Linked DNA regions of Homo sapiens: region 1 is linked to region 2. Evidence: read pairs that join two places in POLR2A ChIA-PET (ENCODE). Cell type or tissue: GM12878. All regions are shown on one strand. Each heading gives the region's core, and the rest is flanking DNA. Links, peaks and the distances in the headings are about the cores only. Region 1 overlaps DOCK2 (dedicator of cytokinesis 2). Region 2 overlaps DOCK2 (dedicator of cytokinesis 2).

What was found. ChIA-PET counts read pairs that join two places held together with the same protein. Peaks named below come from ENCODE experiments on the same cell type or tissue, not always from the same donor. Only the 100,000 strongest peaks of a DNase experiment are listed, where the experiment ranks them.
Region 1: POLR2A ChIA-PET joins it to region 2 with 7 read pairs; 2 of 35 experiments call an interaction of 5 or more read pairs at or near these places.

What each region holds. Positions count from the first base shown.
Region 1 is chr5:169,832,017-169,838,641 of GRCh38, reverse strand. All of the region lies in intron 26 of DOCK2 (dedicator of cytokinesis 2), which reads right to left. Among named protein-coding and RNA genes, the nearest start is that of INSYN2B, 150 kb to the left of the region's middle. RefSeq lists an enhancer at 3,701-3,870. In GM12878, for the core only: no CTCF peak of the experiment used is centred there; DNase peaks (open chromatin) are centred at 3,886 and 4,746; H3K27ac peaks cover 879 bases.
Region 2 is chr5:169,770,090-169,776,714 of GRCh38, reverse strand. The region is part of intron 25 of DOCK2 (dedicator of cytokinesis 2); the gene reads right to left. Among named protein-coding and RNA genes, the nearest start is that of DOCK2, 140 kb to the right of the region's middle. In GM12878, for the core only: no CTCF peak of the experiment used is centred there; no DNase peak of the experiment used is centred there.

The sequences.
Region 1 (6,625 bases), core at 2,804-5,303, 61 kb before region 2:
TTCTACTCCTGACACTCAAGGCCAGGGAAGACAGATCTCCCCATATTTCTGGCCCAAAGATGAACCTCTCTCCTGATTTCCTTCTCCTTTATTTCTCCAAGCCATTTTGCTGACTTACAGTCTCCTATTTCTTGTACTACGTGAACATGATGTTCATGGTTATAGCAACAACCACAGCTGACAGTCTTTAGTGCTTCCTAAATGCCCGGTACTCTGCTAAGCACTTTATATCGTCTCACATCAAGACGAGCAACATTACTCTCTCCATTGTTCAGATGAAGAAACTGAAGCCAGAGTGGTTAAGTAATTCATCCAGGGTCACCCAGTGAGGAAGGGAGAAAGGATTCAACCCAGCAGCCTGTCTCCAGAGTATTCTCCTTATCCAAACTCACCCATGCAGACTGGAACACGATCAGAGATTTCTGGTGGCTGCTTGGGGGGTTTCATCATCCACCTTCCATCTGTCAAGATGGATAGACCCTGCCTTCAATTGGACCAACTTCTACCTCCTTCAGTGACTTTTGATCTTTTCTCTGCCTTTTATAAAATCTTCAATGCTATGTATTCCCCCTCCCTTATATTTTCTGCATTCCTTTGCAATTTCATCAAATTTATATAATGGTTTTCATTTTGATGCTATTTTTTTTCCAGGATTACATCTCTTCCCTTGTGAATAGAGATATTAAAACCCACTTTCTTGACCTCCTGCCCCTTGCTTCTTTTAAATAGCCATTTCTTCTTGTTCCAAAGAGCAGCAATTAGACTGCTCAGGAAGTTTGGTATTTAAAAGTAGAAAACTGTCAAATTCAATTCATTTCACTCTGAAAGCTCCCAGTATTGGGAGGTTGCATAGCAGAGTGTTTTGAGATTAGAGATACTTGAGTTTGAATCCCAATTCTGCTCATTTGAGCTGGGTGACCTTGGGCAAATTGCTTTTCCTCTCTGAGTTTCTGTTTCTTTGTTTATAAAATGTGGCAAATAATAGTAACCTCAAAGTTACTGGTTTGAGGAATAAACAAGGTAATGCAGGTAAAGTCTTTGATACTGGGGGTTGGTATATAGTAAGCCCTCAGTAAGTGGTGGCTGCAACTCACGTTCCCCTTGGTTTGCATCAGCTCTCTGGTTGGGCTTGCAGATTGCCAGCACGTAGCAGAAAGTGCAGTACAAGGCAATGCATAATCTAAACTCTGGGTGATATCTAAATGTCACCCAAAGAATGTATAGCATATATGCAAATGGAAAACTTTCAAGATGATAAACCTGTGCTAAGCAGTAAAAGTGCAGCCACAAATCACCCACTGTTAATTGCTCCAGTGCCAGGCAAGTGGAGGGAGACTCTAGGAAAGTGACTTCTGGGCTCAAACTAAACGGTAGCTTGTAATTGAAATGACAAAATCAGTCTTCCCATTATGGCCTTGGCAAAGAAATTAATCCATCCAACCTAAACACACTGCAAATTGTAGTGATTTTTTTTTCTTTTAATAATTATAGGCTCTGGTATCTGGAAGGGACTTCAAATGAAGTCTTATGCAGAGCTCACTACATAACACAGCAGAAGGTGAGCTGGGAGTGGATGGGGACTAGGCAGGGTCGGGGCTAAGGGAGCCAAGCCCTCTCTTCCTGACTCACTCTTGACCCTAGGCCACTCCTAGGACTTTTCAGAATGCAGTGCAAAACTACTGATCTCCTGTAGGGTTTCTAGAATAAGAAAGCACACCAAATATGAGAATATTTTAAGTAACAATAGACAAAGCATTTCATAACACTAAACCAAATTATATAAAAAATGTGGCCTTTTTTTTTCATTTTTCTTTCAACACTTTTCATGATACCAAGTAGAGAAATCTCGTTTTGGTGATTATATGTCTTTAATACCTCTCTAGTTCTTGTAAAAACACCTTTTCTAACAAAGAGGAAAATCTTCAGGTCAGAGCAGGCAGCAAACAGTATCTACTTAGAACTTAATGACATTGTTTTGTTTTTATTGTGTTTATTTTTTGAAGTTGGTCATATTTATGGCAAGTGTGCAAGAAAAAGCTCCAAAACTTGGAAATAAAGCAAAATGAGGATGGCATGACATTTTTAATAGAACATTTGGAAAAACCACACGGAAGGTCCTTTTACCCTCTCAGGAATATAACTTTGTTTGGATTAACCATCCACAACTGATTAGAAACTAGAAATGTTATAACCTTGCAGAGTTAGTAGTTAACTTGCAGAAAAATGATAAAATGTGATGTTTGCTGCTTTGTTAAAACTCATAGTTTTATTACTCTGGAGAAAATTTACCTGTTTTATACCTAATGATAATTTTATACAAGTATCTCTTCTCTCACAAAATATCAAGAAGCCTGAATACTTTTGAACCAGGTTGTTGTTGTTCAGCTTGTTCCCTGGTTTACCAGTTAAATGAAACTTTGATGTGCTCAGTGTCTAATTGCATAGGATAATATTTTTAATAATTTGAGAAATCTACTTTTACACAAATGATGCTACTTACAGTTTTGATATGAAATTTTATTTTTATCAAAGTTATAAGTGTATATAGTTCAAAAAATTCTTCAAGCTTCATTTAAAAACAAAACAAGCTGGGCACAGTGGCTCATGCCTATAACCCCAGCACTTTGGGAGACCCAGGCGGGAAGATTGCATGAGCCCATGAGTTCAAGATCAGCCTGGGCAACAGGGCGAAATCCCATCTCTACTAAAAATATCAAAAATTAGCCTGGCATGGTGGTGCACACTTGTAGTCCCAGCTATCGGGGAGGCTGAGGCAGGCTTGAGCCCAGAAAGTTGAGGTTGCAGTGAGCTGTGATTATACCACTGCACTCCAGCCTGGGCAACAGGGAGTGAGACCCTGTCTCAAAAAAGAAAAAAAAAAATCCAAACCCCCAAACAAACGAAATACAGCAGTCTCTCATGATCCCCTTGCCAGAGGAACTTTTGTACCTCTTTAAGCTGTTGTAATTGTTATTTTGGCATTTATGAACATGATGCCAATAATATGCTTTGGTACTTCTTTTTTAAACATTTCTTTTCACTTTTGGCATTGTCTATTAACTGTCCACCATAGAAAACAAGCATTTTGGCCAGGCCCGCTGACTCATGCCTGTAATCCCAGCACTTTGGGAGGCTGAGGCGGGCAGATCATCTGAGCTCAGGAGTTCGAGACCAGCCTGGCCAACATGGTGAAACCCCGTCTCTACTAAAAATATAAAAATTAGCCAGGCATGATGGCGCATGCCTGTAGTCCCAGCTACTTGGAAGGCTGAGGCAGGAGAATAGGTAGATCCCAGGAGGCAGAGGTTGCAGTGAGTCGAGATTGCACTATTGCACTCCAGCCTAGGCAACAGAGCAGTCTCAAAAAAAAAAAAAAAAAAACCAGGCATTTCACTCTTTCCTCCCACTGTCCCATGAGGCACATGCATCCTTCCCATTTCTCCTCCCTCCCATACACTTACGGTATAATTTTGCTTTGATCAATATTTATTACTTAAAATATTTTGAATATGCAAATGCCATTCTCATCCAAGTTGTAAACTATGATGGATTCCCATTTCTTGCACACTCCTCATTTCATGCCACCCCCCCACCAAAAAAAAAGCAATTTGGAAAAATCCAAGATTCCTTTTCATTCTCTGAATGTTTAGTTTTTTTAAGTACTATCTCCCAATTTACAATGGTCTCTTCTGCTATTTTTCTAAGTTCTCTCTGCCTCTTTTCTAAAGTTTGCTTTGCCTCACAGAGTCTGTGTCCTCCAAGTAGATTTGCTTCTGTTTGCTTGTTTTCACTCTCTCTTCTATGTGAGCATTGTTCCTTAGTTCTCTTTAATCCTTGGGGCTATGTTCTCATTTCATTGTGTGTGATGCTAAGGTGATCACCGACTGAGCATGTGAGTAGGGCTTGTGGTCTGTGAGCTTATTGCAGGGTGATCTGGTTGGGACATTTAGCTGGAGAGCACTGACTGAACATGTGAGTAGGACTTGTGGTCTGTGAGCTTACTACAGGGTGATCTGGTTGGGACATTTAGCTGGAGAGCACTGACTGAGCATGTGAGTAGGGCTTGTGGTCTGTGAGCTTACTGCAGGGTGACCTGGTTGGGACATTTAGCTGGAGAGCACTGACTGAGCATGTGAGTAGGACTTGTGGTCTGTGAGCTTACTACAGGGTGATCTGGTTGGGACATTTAGCTGGAGAGCACTGACTGAGCATGTGAGTAGGGCTTGTGGTCTGTGAGCTTACTGCAGGGTGACCTGGTTGGGACATTTAGCTGGAGAGCACTGACTGAGCATGTGAGTAGGACTTGTGGTCTGTGAGCTTACTACAGGGTGATCTGGTTGGGACATTTAGCTGGAGAGCACTGACTGAGCATGTGAGTAGGACTTGTGGTCTGTGAGCTTACTGCAGGGTGACCTGGTTGGGACATTTAGCTGGAGAGCACTGACTGAGCATGTGAGTAGGGCTTGTGGTCTGTGAGCTTACTGCAGGGTGACCTGGTTGGGACATTTAGCTGGAGAGCACTGACTGAGCATGTGAGTAGGACTTGTGGTCTGTGAGCTTATTGCAGGGTGATCTGGTTGGGACATTTAGCTGGAGAGCACTGACTGAGCATGTGAGTAGGGCTTGTGGTCTGTGAGCTTACTGCAGGGTGACCTGGTTGGGACATTTAGCTGGAGAGCACTGACTGAGCATGTGAGTAGGGCTTGTGGCCTGTGAGCTTACTGCAGGGTAATCTGGTTGGGACATTTAGTTGGAGAGATGCCAATATCAATATATGCAAGTCTTTCTTCTTGGACTGCTAGGATTTCACAAATAAGAATTGTCTGATCCCTGCATGATGTGTGAAGGCCTGGCCACCAGTGCGCTAGGAGATGAACGGGAGGAAAGTGCTGGAGGTTTTAGCCTCCAGGATGCACACTTTGATTGAAACCTGCTTTTGAGTAAGGTATCACTGCCCACACTTTCGTCTGGCATCTCCTAGGCCAGATGTCTTCTGTTTTTTTCTTCTTTATTGAATACACCTTCAATAACTCAGCCCCATGGAGTCAGACTGCTTCTGGAACAGGCTCTCAGCTGATCCTCCTTATTTGAGCTCCTTCCTTTCCTTCACCCTGACTTGCAGGGGCACCTGGTACTACCATTTCCGGAAACTTTGTTTTAGATTGGATGAGTCCTCAGGGTCCTCCACTGCTGGCTTATGAAATACTTTTCTCAGGTCTGCTATGTCATGTACTAACTTTCCGTATGATTCCTACCTTTCTTTCAAAGAAATTCTATTTTTTCAGGAGGTTTTCAAGAGGGAGGAAAAATATGTACCTATTTTAATTTACCATCTTTACAGGGAATTCTGCCCTAAACTTTTCATGTTTGAATATTTAGAAGTGAGGTGATTTTGTTAAATATATTAAACATATACCTGATAGTGATACACTTTTAAAAATATGATTGTGTCATGTAAATGTCTAAGGTTTCAAAAATAGTGACAGTGCAATCCATTTTACAGAAAGAAAAACTTCAGCTTTAGGATGGGGTTTGCACAAGGTAATATGACCAGTGTTGTGTGACAGGAAATGTCATCAGAGCTAGAATGAAGGACCTATTCTGCTGAACATTGAGGGGGCCACTGCTTCCTCCAGTCCAGCACACAGGCAGCCTTGGCCCTGTGTTTATGCCAAGGACAATCTCACCTCCTCTGCCTGCTTTGTCTTTAGGCCTTTTCAGTGCTAAGATGAAGATCACAAGGTCACAGCTACAGAGTGAAATCCAAAGGCCTACATTTTTTTTTTAAGCAAAAGAGAAAGAATGTATATTCTTACAGTGAAAACAGCAGCAATCTATGGCTGCTACTGTTTTGTCCATTCTGTGTTCTATGGAAGAGGTCTTTTCCATTTCTTTCTTATCTTGAAACTACCACAAACACCTAGAAAGAAAATATCTAACTTTGAAAAATAGTAACAGATATCATCTACAGTACAGTCACCCTCTCTCTCTCTGGCCCTTAGAGGGAATGTGATTTTTGCATGAGTTCTAGGTTTAGTGCTGTCTTCTTTCTTCCTGTTTGAACTGGTTTCCATCCTGAAAGATTTTACTGCATTGACATCTCATTGCGTGAAGCAAGCTTCAGAGGCAGCCAGGGACAGAGACAGCTCAGCGAAGGGGAGGCAGGGTAAACAAGGCAGGGTGGGTGGCACTGCTCTATCCCATCATCTCTGCTTCTCCCCACCCACTGGGTGAGTGTCCCCACCCCATGTGCCAGGCGGGACTTGGGCAATGCTTTCATGTTGTCACACATGTCTTGCACTTTGTATTAGCCTTCACTAGAAGACAAGGGTTGGAGTTGGTGGCAGAAGGATGCAATAAAAAGGAAAAGAAGATGTGGGTTCTAATTCTGACACTGCTGTTAACACAAGTTTCAAGGTCTTATTATATGCCAGCAACTGTGCATATAGACTTGACATAATCTCATTTAACTGTTTATAAAACTCCACTGAAATCCCAGATACACAACACACGAATTAGAGAGATTTAGTAACTTGCCCAAGAATGTTCCATTCACAGATGGCCCAACCTGAACCTAAGCTCATTTCTGCCTAATTGCATGCTCCTTCCATGATCAGAAGTGTGG
Region 2 (6,625 bases), core at 2,310-4,809:
GGGAAAACTGCTGCCATGATTCAGTTATCTTCACCTGGTTCCACCCTTGACACGTGGGGGTTATTATAATTCAAGGTCAGATTTGGTCAGGGGCGCAGAGCCAAGCCATAAAATTGACTATAGCCAGTGTCCTTCAAAGAGTCCTGTGAAGCCCTTAAAAATAGAATGGGAAAATGTTCCTAATAATTTTCAGAAATCAGATTACACAGCATGCAAAACAAGATCCCAATTATATAAAATATATGATACAGGCCAAGTGTGGTGGCTCACACTTGTTATCCCAGCACTTTGGGAGGCTGAAGTGGAAGAATCACTTGAGGCTAGGAATTCAAGACCAGCCTGGGCAATGTAGTGAGACCCTGTCCCTACAAAAAATATTTTGAAATTAGCTAGCCATGGTGATGTGTGCCTGCATTCCTAGCTACTTAGGAGGCTGAGGTGGGAAGATTGCTTGAGCCCAGGAGGTCAAGGTTGCAGTGAGCTATGATCATGCCACTGCACTCTAGACTGGGCAACAGAGTGAGACCTATATATATATATTTATATAAATATATATATTTATATAAATATAATATGATTCATATCATATCATATATATGATACAAAAGAGAGGAAGAATAAACAATGGTTTCCTCTAAATCGTGAGATCATGGACATTTTATACATTTCCAAATGTCTTACAATCAACTCACAATATTTTGATAATCCTAACTTACATAAAGAATAAATGCCATTTTTCCCATCTCTGGGCCAACATCTTCAGAAGCATGCCTAGCAGAGGTCTCGGTGTGGTCCAAGGCCCCCCTTAGCAAGGAAGCATATCAGGCAAGGAGGAATCCCAAGGGCTGCTGAGGTTGAGAAGCAGGCATCTCTCAGCTCAGACACTCCAAGATCTCCCACAGGCTGTCATCCAGAGAGGGCCTGTGTCACATACACTGGCCTTTCATGTTCGGCTGACATCCTGCCTTCTCCATAAAACTGTCCCCAATGTTCCAACAGCCCTGTTTCCACTGAATTCTGGCAATAGTCATTCTTATAGGGTTATTTATAAACATAATAACTTATAAGTTATCATATTTATAATTGTATAAAACTTTATTATAAAATTTATTTATAATAAATTAATGAAAACCTTATAAATTTATTAAAACTCTATAAACATTATATTTGCACCAGAGACTGCTATTCTGGGTCCATCTGTAGGTTTTGTCTGTTTTCTATATCATTTGAAAATAAATCAGCAGGTCTCCACTTGGGAGACTTATCTCAAAAAAAAGAAAAAAGAAAGAGAGACAGACTATCAAGCAGCACTGTGTCTGCATATTGACATGGCCCTGCCTCACTGCTGTCCTGTTTACCCATGGCACAGACTCTGCCCCAGTCCTCACCAATCCCTATAGTCTCTCCTCCCAGAGCTGACTGGCCATTGATTTCTGTCACTCTTGCTTCCTTAGTAGCAAAGAAACATTTCACCATACACTTGTCTCTGTCACACATAGGCATATGGCTGGGTGTGGTGGCTCATGCCTGTAATCCCAACACTTTGGGAGGCCGAGGTGGGCAGATCACCTGAGGTCAGAAGTTCGAGACCAGCTTGGTCAACAGGGTGAAACACTGTCTCCACTAGAAATACAAAAAATTAGCCAGGCATGGTGGCTCATGCCTGTTATCCCAGCTACTCCGGGGGCTGAGGCAAGAGAATCGCTTGAACCTGGGAAGCGGAGGCTGCGGTGAGCCAAGATTGTGCCACCACACTCCAGCCTGGGTGACAGAATGAGACTCTGTCTCAAAAGAAAACAACAACAACAACAACAACAACAAAAAACAGTCATGGGGATATGGATGACTAACCAGATGGCACTGTGTTTTAGGGAGGAAAATTAAAGAAATCAGATTTCTCTGTGAAGTAAAGAAGGTTCCCACATGTTTAATAGGCAAGTAGAAAATCTGAGTTGTAAAAATACAAGTGAAGGTGACATTAGGACTATCTACTCGGAAAGGAATGATTATCTTAGCAAATCTCATAATAACTATGACCCTGCCCCTTCACTCATTTGTATTACCTGCCCAGCATGTGTGAGCTCAAATTTAAAGAGATCTTTGGGTAAATCTTTTCTTCTCCAATCGTAAGCTCCTGGGGACAGAAACTCTTCTGTTCCAGAAGTCATCCAGCATGGCAGTTCAGTGTGTGCTGGGGAATCAGACAGACCCCAGTTGGAATGGTGTCTCTGCTGTTACTTGGTGTGTAACTATTGGCAAGTTTTAAAACCTCCTTAACTGGCAAGTTTTTAAACCTCCTTATCAGTTTCCTCACCTGTTAAATAGGAATAGTGATACCTACACTTTACATGGATGTCATGATAATTAAACTAGTTAATTATTTGGGGCCTGGCACAAAATCATGGTTAAATAAGTGGTGGCCATACATTACTTATTACTGTATTTTGTTAATAGTCCCCACAGTACAGTGCTGCCACAGTTTTAGATTTTTAATAAATATTACTTGAACTGAAATGAATCTGCAGCAAATTTTCAATTCAACTGTATTGTCGTCTTCAGGAAATTTCCTTCTATTCTAAGATGTTGGGGAAAAATAACCTAGCAAAATCAAATTTCAACAGATCAACATAAAAGTCTCAGGATGCTTGTATTAGCCCATTTTCACGCTGCTGATAAAGACATACCCAAGACTGGGTAATTTATAAAGAAAAAGAGGTTTAATGGACTCAGTTCTATGTGGCTAGGGAGGTCTCACAATAATGGCAGGGGGCAAAAGGCACGTCTTACATGGCAGCAGGCAAGAGGGAATGAGAAGCAAGCGAACGGGGTTTCCCCTTATAAAACCATCAGATCTCGTGAGACTTATTCACTACCATGAGAACAGTATAAGGGAAACTGCCCCCATGATTCAATTATCTCCCACCAGGTCACACCCACAACACGTGGGAATTATGGGAGCTCCAATTCAAGATGAGATTTGGGTGGGGACACAGCCAAACCATACAAACATTCTAAAACCCCACCTCAGCATAATGGGAATCATTCATGATTGCAATTTCACAGTGAAAACAAAATTTTGGAGTAAATGCATAACCTTATAAAGATTTATATAAATGCCCTCATTATGTATGCTTCCATTAATGCAAAGAATCATTCCAAAACTAGATAAGAATCCCATGGAATATAGTTTGAAAGATATGAGAACAGAGTGATTTTGTTGTTCTCTATTTTTAATGAGGTAAATTACACACACACACACACACACGAAGAGTTTATTGAGTTTATTTACATTGCTATTAAAGAAGTGATCGGGAATTTTTTTCTCCCCTAATTAAATTGTAGTTCATAAGGCCATTGAAAGCTGCTATTCTAAGTATTTTTGGAAGTTTAAGACAGATTTTTTTCCTTGATTGTATGCCAATTTTTTTTAACTTCAGTGCACCCTCACCCCCAACAGACACTTTCATAAATCTCTCTTGGACTTGTTCTGCAGCACATTAAATCACTGTCTTCTCTGATTCTGGATCTGAAGGTTTCTCTCTGAGAATGAAGTCTGCAATCTGTCACATCAGAACAGGAAGAGAGGATTTGAGGGAGAACCCCTTCTCAGATCTCCAGAGTGTGGAAGGGACGTTTTGGTGCTGGCTATGGCTTTGTGACACTGCAGTTGAAACGGGCAAAGTGGGCTCCTCACTTGAAGAACTTTGATGCCTCTAAATGCTCTGATGAGAAAAAACTTGTCCTCAAAATCGATGGTACTTTCTTGAAGAAATGAAACGCTCCAGCACATGAGGCACTGTTAAATGACCAGCTGTGTAACCTCGAATGCATCATGTAATTGCCCTCCATTCACTTAAGGTTCTATAAAATGGCCTCATCCCTTGCCCCCAGCTGAGGCAGGATGCTGAGACGTACTGGGGGAATGCTTCTCAATACTTCTCAACACAGTATTGGGAGAATATTTTTCAATGGGAAGAGGAGGGTTTTTAAGGCACTAAATGGTATTATGTGAAAAAGATTCAGAATTATTATCACTGTGAAGCAGAGGATGACTTTTTTAAAACATAGATTTTCATTGTTGGTGGAACACTACAAAATCTTGTTCAGTGTCATCATTTACAGTTGTTCTACAGAGGTTAAGGGACATGCCCAAGATCTCACAACTGTGCACTAAATGAGATAATATACCTAACTGTTTAGCACAGTGCCAGTGCATAATAAGCAGTCAATAAACGTCAGTTGCTGTTGCAACTGCTGATGTTGTTTTTACTATGATTCAGGTCTCCTCACTCCCAGTTCAGTGCTGTTATTATCAAATACAAAAAGAAACTACAGGAAGGTAGCTTTATGAGCCCAAGCAATTTCTTACCATAAGGAAAATTATTTCTTTCATAATTGAGAAAGTGCAAGCCGAGAGAAGGTAAGTGCTATGCCTTGGCACATAATTCCCAGGATGCTAACATCACACTGAAGACTAATTCAGGGGCTTGACTGGAGGAGGAGAGGCTACTCCTTTTTCCTAATCCTTCAGCTCTCAGTGAGCGATAGCACAGAGAACCTGCATGTTGTGGACCAGAGACTGAATCCAGTCTACAGCAACCCTGTCCTCAGCACCGGAGATTGAATCTAGGCTATAGCAACTCAGCCCACAGCCTGTAGGAAAGAGCAATGTCCTGAAAATGCAAAATGACACTGGCATGGAGAAAGGAGAAACTGTCCAGCAGATGAAGCTGGGAAAGAGGTGTGGTCAAATGGGAAAAAAACAAAAATGAAAGACAAAAATCAGATTCCTACTCACACTATATATAAAACATAAACTCTGTAGATAAAGGATTTATGTATCAAAACTAAAATTATAGAATTCTTAGTAAAAATAATGAACATCTTTTAGACTTCAGGACTGAGAAAGATTTCTTAAGGCACACACAAAAATTTGACTAAAAAAACATTGATTTGATTGTGTTAAAATTAAGAACTTTTGCTCATGAAAATGCATCTTAAATAAAAAGACAAGGTATAAACTGGGAGAAGATATTCACAATACATAAAATCAGCAAAAGATAAGTAGAAAGAATATATTAAATATCCTATAGATCAATAAGAAAAATACAACCAATCTGACAGAAAGACAAAAGGCCGGGTGCGGTGGCTCACACCTGTAATCTCAGCACTTTGGGAGGCCGAGGCAGAGGGATCACAAGGTCAGGAGTTCAAGACCAGCCTGACCAACACGGTGAAACCTGTCTCTACTAAAAATACAAAAATTAGCCAGGCGTGGTGGCACACACCTGTAATCCCAGCTACTCAGGAAACTGAGGCAGGAGAATCGCTTGAACCTGGGAGGCAGAGGTTGCAGTGAGCCGAGATCACGCCACTGCACTCCACCAGCCTGGGCGACAGAGCGAGACTCCGTCTCAAAAAGAAAAAAGAAAAACAGTCAAAAGACATGAAAAGACATAGCAAAGAAACAAAACACGAGTGGCAAAGAAAACAGAACAAAGGATTTTCAGCATTACTGGTGATCAAGGAAATGCAACTGAAGACAGTGATGATGTAGTCTAAGCCCATTTTAGTGGCAAAGGTTAAGAAGTAGGGCAATATCCAGCATTAAAGAGACTGTGGCTACACAGGTCCACTTCGGCATTGCTGGTGGGAGTGTAAATTGGTACAACCACCTTTGGAAAAGAGTGTTCACTATCTCCTAAAGATTCTGATCCCTTATGGCCAAGCAAATCTACTAGTAGTTCTATCCCCAAAGGAGACTCTTGAACATTTACAACAAGAGACATGTACAAGAATGTTCTTAGCAGCAGTGCTTTCAATAGAAGAAACACTGACACAACCCAATGCCTGAAATTGAAAGCATGAATGAACAAATTATGGCTTATTCACACAATGGAATTTCCTACCGTCATCAAAACAATGAACTCCAGCAATCAGTAATATGGATGATTCCTAGTTTAATATTAAGTAAAAAAAATAAATTCCTTCAAATTATCAACAGTTCAATACACTTTTCGTAAAGTTCAAATAACTAAAATACTGGGAATATATATAAATGCAATACAACTGCATGAAAAGGAAAGCAGTGGAATGATTAACAAAAGATTCAAGAGGCTGGGTGCAATGGCTCATGCTTGTAATCTCAGTGCTTTGAGAGGCCAAGGCAGAAGGATCACTTAAGCCCAGGGGTCTGAGACCAGCCTGGGGAATATAGGGAGACCCTATCTCTACAAAGTTTTTTTTAAAAAACTTCACCAGACATGGTGGTATGTCCCTGTAGTCCTAACTACTCAGAAGCTGAAGCAGGAGGATTGCTTGAGTCCAGGAGCTCAGGGTTACAATAAGCTATGACTGTGCCACTGTGCTTCAGCCTAGGTGACAAAGCAAGACCCTGTCTCAAAAAAAAAAAAAAAAAAAAAAAGACTCAAGAATGTGGTTACCTTAGGTGGGGAAAGGCAGTCATGTGGTTACACGTAAGTGATTGTTAACTTCCTAGCTTCTGTTTTGTGTGGTGAATGCATGGATGCTTCATTTGTTATTAAAAATAATGAATAGAACATTTAAATAAATAAAAGCATGTCTTGTGTGGATCAATAATAAGATGTATTTTGAATTAATGGCC